Regions from separate parts of the Homo sapiens genome. Here region 1 is linked to region 2. Evidence: read pairs that join two places in POLR2A ChIA-PET (ENCODE). Cell type or tissue: PC-3. All regions are shown on one strand.

The links. Peaks named below come from ENCODE experiments on the same cell type or tissue, not always from the same donor. Only the 100,000 strongest peaks of a DNase experiment are listed, where the experiment ranks them.
Region 1: POLR2A ChIA-PET joins it to region 2 with 10 read pairs; 10 of 35 experiments call an interaction of 5 or more read pairs at or near these places.

What each region holds. Positions count from the first base shown.
Region 1 is chr14:49,779,454-49,781,953 of GRCh38, reverse strand. It overlaps KLHDC2 (kelch domain containing 2), which reads right to left. Exons shown (of 13, transcript NM_014315.3): 7 at 2,279-2,359; 8 at 2,148-2,206; 9 at 1,632-1,741; 10 at 1,179-1,251. Among named protein-coding and RNA genes, the nearest start is that of KLHDC2, 13 kb to the right of the region's middle. In PC-3, no CTCF peak of the experiment used is centred here; no DNase peak of the experiment used is centred here.
Region 2 is chr14:49,867,154-49,869,653 of GRCh38, reverse strand. LOC105378179 (a long non-coding RNA gene) reads left to right here and starts at 1,484. Exons shown (of 3, transcript XR_943839.3): 1 at 1,484-1,668. RefSeq lists a silencer at 1,270-1,459. In PC-3, no CTCF peak of the experiment used is centred here; a DNase peak (open chromatin) is centred at 1,243; H3K4me3 peaks cover 1,565 bases; H3K27ac peaks cover 1,512 bases.

The DNA of each region.
Region 1 (2,500 bases), 88 kb after region 2:
GATCATTTGTGCAAATGAAGTCTTACTTGCATGACTATACTTGGTTTAGATACTTGGGGAAAAAATGCAGGCTTTGAACATGAATTTTGACTGTATCATTTCCTTTAGCATTTTGTTCTGAGATTAACAAGAGAAAATTATCAGTGTTTAATAAGCTTTTTTTGGATGATTTGATTTCTTCATCTTTGTTATACAGTGCTACTGCAAGTCTAATTGACAGTTCTTGTTTTTTCCCCATGTATTTTTTTTTTTTTTAAGAGACAGAGTCTTGCTCTATCACCCAGGCTGGAGTGCAGTGGTGCAATCTCAGCTCACTACATCCTCTGCCTCCTGAATAGCTGGGACTACAGGCATATGCTACCACACCTAGCTAATTTTTCTATTATTTGTAGAGATGGGGTTTTGCCAAGTTGCCCAAGCTGGTCTTGAATGCCTGGGTTAAAGCACTCTGCCTGCCTCAGCCTCCAGAAGTGCTGGGATTACAGCTGTAATCCTGTAATCCCACTGTACCTCGCCTCCCATGTGATTAAGGTTTAAACATTTTACCCATTCCAGCACCTCTACCCCCTTTTTTTTTTTTTTTTGAGACAGAGTTTCACTCTTGTTGCCCAAGCTGGAGTGCAAAGGCACGATCTCAGCTCACTGCAACCTCTGCCTTCCTGGTTCAGGCAATTGTCCTGCCTCAGCCTCTCAAGTAGCTGGGATTATACAGGCATACGCCACCACGCCCAGCTAATTTTGCATTTTTACTAGAGACGGGGTTTCACCATGTTGGCCAGGCTGGAACTCCTGACCTCAGGTGATCCACCTGCCTCAGCCTCCTAAAGTGCTGGGATTACCGGCATGAGCCACCACGCCTGGCCGACCCTCATTTTTAATAAACTTAGATGCAGTTCAACTCATTGAAGTGAAAAGCTTGATTGTATATTTTAACTATGTGTCAATTTTATAACAGAAGGAAGAAGCAAAAATAAAAATCCAGCCCTACTCTTCATGCACAGATGACGGAAAGGAGATCATTCGATACTAGGATAACATTGGTTTTCTTTTCTTTGAGAAGTATTTCAAACCTTAGTGAATGCTGAGATTTTTATAAATAAGAATGCTGGATATAATGCAGCCAAAACCTCAATTCTTATGTCTTATGCATATTCAGTATATGAATTGCTTTTAAATACCTTGGTTTTTCGGTATATGGATGATTAAATTGTATCCATTCATTTTTACTGATGCAGTAAGTCCAGGCATCACCTGATTCAAGCAAAGAAATGAAGTATGTTAGTCTGTCAATATGACATTGACATTTAAAGGGCACAGCTTTGGCAAGAAAGGTAATAGATCATGAGCAGATACAGAGAGTATATTTTCTTTTTTTTCCCCCCCCTGCAATTAGCCAAGTAAGCCCTTTGCATGTTGTAGCCCTTCAGCAGGGCTCTTAAGTGCTCCAGGTTCTTTATTGAACAGAAGTATGCCATATAGTACAATTACAGCTATGTTACAGGATCAAAATTAATTTCAAACCTTCCAACCAACCCTATAAGCCGTCTCATCAGTCTCTAATAGACTCATTTTCAGCTATTAGATATGGATGATATATGATGATTTCATTATCATATTTTTCAAGGACTTACTTAGTGGCTGTTTATCAGTGGTAAATCCTCCAAAGAGAAAAAGATGATCTGAAGAAACTGGTGTTAGTGAGTGCCAAGATCGACCAACTGGGCATATGCCTTGTGGAATTCTGAAAATAATAGCTAAGTTACAATATCTGCATTTAGAAGCAGCTACTGTATTTTTAAGTTTTCTTTTAAAATTTATATGTACATGTTATGAAAAAAGAGACCTTAAGTTTAAAAAGGCTTCTTGGTATAAACTACATGCTTTATACTGAAATATTTTCTTTGACGTTAGAATCAACTTCAGACCTTTTCCTTTCAACAAACACTGAGCACATGCTATGTACTAGGCACATAGTTACAGGAACTGGAAACACAAAAATAAAATTCATTCCTTAAGGACCTAGTAATTATGTTTATTTAATTTCATAGTTAAAGAAAAGTTAAGCAAGGACATTATATACCAATAGTAGGGAATATAGGGTAAAAACAATCTGAATTTTGGAAAAATGTATCTAAAGTGATACCTACAATTCATTCCACTCCCATGTATCCAGATTAAGATAGTGAAGATCATTCATTCTAGCATCCTAAAAAAGGATAATTAAGTTATCATTTTGAAGAATTCAAAAGCAAGTCATTGAAGTCGTTTGAATACTTACTCGATATCTGCCTCCAAACACGAAGCCTCTATTTCCGACAGTTGCACAGGCATGGGCAGCACGAGGTGAAGGTGCTTTACCCTATTAGAGGCACATAAGCAAGTTAGTGAACTTTTTATAAACAGGGAAAATACCTATGTCTACTCTGGATATGGGATAAGAATATGTAAGGCACTTGAGCTTTTAAAAGTTGGGAGTGTAGACTTCTAGACAACAGTTGTA
Region 2 (2,500 bases):
GTATTTGTTTTCCTACCACAATCTAGGCACGTTCAAATATATATGTATATATATATACACACACACACACACACACACATATATATATATATATATATATATATATATATATACACACACATATATATTTGTTTTTGAGACAGAGTTTCGCTCTTATTGCCCAGGCTGGAGTGCAATGGCGCGACCGCGGCTCACTGCAACCTCTGTCTCCCGGGTAGCTGCGATTACAGGCGCCCGCCACCACGCCCGGTTAATTTTTTGTATTTTTAGTAGAGACAGGGTTTCACCATGTTGGCCAGGCTGGTCTCGAACTCCTCACCTCAGGTGATCCACCCACCTCCGCCTCCCAAAGTGCTGGCATTACAAGCGTGAGCCACCCAACCGGCCGGCCAGTTCAAATGTGTTAACCTCAGCGTATAATCAGCTTGGAGAATAGAAAGTCAAAGAAAGGCAAATCAATTTGCCAATTATTCTGAATGGTGACATTAGCCTAAATCTACAGAGTCCCCAAACAAAAGAAGCACTCTTCAAAGTTAGCTAATGAAAATGAAGCATTTTAAATATTTTCAAAATGAATAAATTAAATACAACATAAAGCTTTTACCACATTGGTGTGAACAGATAGAATCAATAGTTGGATAAAGTGTGTTAAATATCAGGATATTAATGTATGGAGTTTTGGTTTGGGGACATGATTTATTACACGTCAGATCAGAATCAACGTAATAAATAGTCGTGTTGTAATGGAGTTCTACTAAGATCTAAAATGTCAAAACATTTCGGCAGAACTGTCATATGGAAATCAAAGCATATTCAAATGGGAGAAAATAGACCCCGCAAGTTTATTTATAGGCCTAGCAGTGTAACATTGGATAAGTAACTTCAACTGTTCACTCTTAGGATTTATTCTGATATTTAAAAGCCTGTCACAAGAAATGTGTTTCTGGATCGATTAAATATTGTGTATCAACCATATTAAAGGCTCTTCCTACACGCAGGGTGTTGTCGAGAAGAAAACGTGTTTTCTGTCAAACTGTAATTCCGGTTAATCCACCGCTCGTTTATTAAATGTAACTGAATCAGGGACAACCCACGGGGTATGTCCTGAAATGCACATAACAACCCGTCGCAATGAAAATCCTGCCAGCAGCAGTAGATGACTCCGCTGCAGCGAGCTGCGAATAGGCATTGTGTCAAGGGTGGGGAAACTCCGGGCGCCGTGGGAGGACGTAGCTCAGGGTTGAACCGCCACACCCAGGTGACCGAGCTCACGCTGGGTAATTTGTCGGCCAGGCACTCTGGCAGCCTGCCTCTTCACCGCGCCCCGCCGGCGGCCCCGCCTCCCTCCCCTCCCAGTTGCTGGCTGCCCCACCTCTTCCACACCCCAACTGCGGCCCCGCCTCCCGCCCGCCCACTTGCTGGTGGCCCCGCCTCTCCCACGCCCCGCCTCTCCCACGCCCCGCCTCTCCCACACCCCGCCGACAGTCCCGCCTCTCCCCGACGCTTCCGCCGGCGGCCCAGTCCCTTGCCCTGGGACCCCAGCCTGTAGTGTTTGGAGACCCCGGCTCCTCTTCTATTTCTCTTGATCTGGGGTCCGGCTGGCGATAGTGTCCGCGGTGCGCCCCTTTCTCTTGGTCGTTTATGACCTCCACGTCGTCTTTTCTTCAGGTGCGTTGGGCCCCCTCCTCGGGTGTTCTCTCACGGCCCAGCAATCAGGGCCTGTGCGGCTCAAGTTCAGCCTCAGCTTTGTCTGGTACCCCTTCCCTGGTGAGAGCTGAGAACTCAAGGACCAGACTCAACCTGCCCACAAGCTTTCTTCCCTTACCAGGGCAGAAAGCCTTTTCGTATGACTCCATGCTCTTTAACGTCTCCAAAGGACTAATTTACAAACTTTTGAGCTCTATGGCATGGAGTTTTTTGTAGACAGATTGAGACATCCCATTTCAGATGAGGTTATTATCTACTCCAATGTTCAGTGCCACAAAATTAACTTTCATACAGGTTACTTTTTTTTTTTTTTTTTTTGAGACGGAGTCTTGCCCAGACTGGAATGCAGTTGCACGTCTCGGCTTACTGCAACCTCCTCTTCCCGGGTTCAAGCGATTCTCCTGCCTTAGCCTCCTGAATAACTGGGACTACAGGCGCGCGCCACCAGGCCAGGCTAATTTTTGTATTTTTAGTAGAGATGGGGTTTCACCATGTTGGCCAGGCTGGCCTCGAACTCCTGCCCTCAAGTGATCCGCCTGCCGGGGCCTTACAAAGTGCTAGGATTACAGGCGTGAGCCACTGCGCGCGGCCGTATAGAGGTTACATTTTGAACAAGCAAAGCCCCATATAGCCAGACACGGCCTTGTTTTTTGCACTGTTAAAAAAGCAAACGGCTGGCCGGGCGCGGTGGCTCACGCCTGTAATCCCAGCACTTTGGGAGGCCGAGGCGGGCGGAACACGAGGTCAGGAGATCGAGACCATCCTGGCTAACACGGTGAAACCCCGTCTCTAC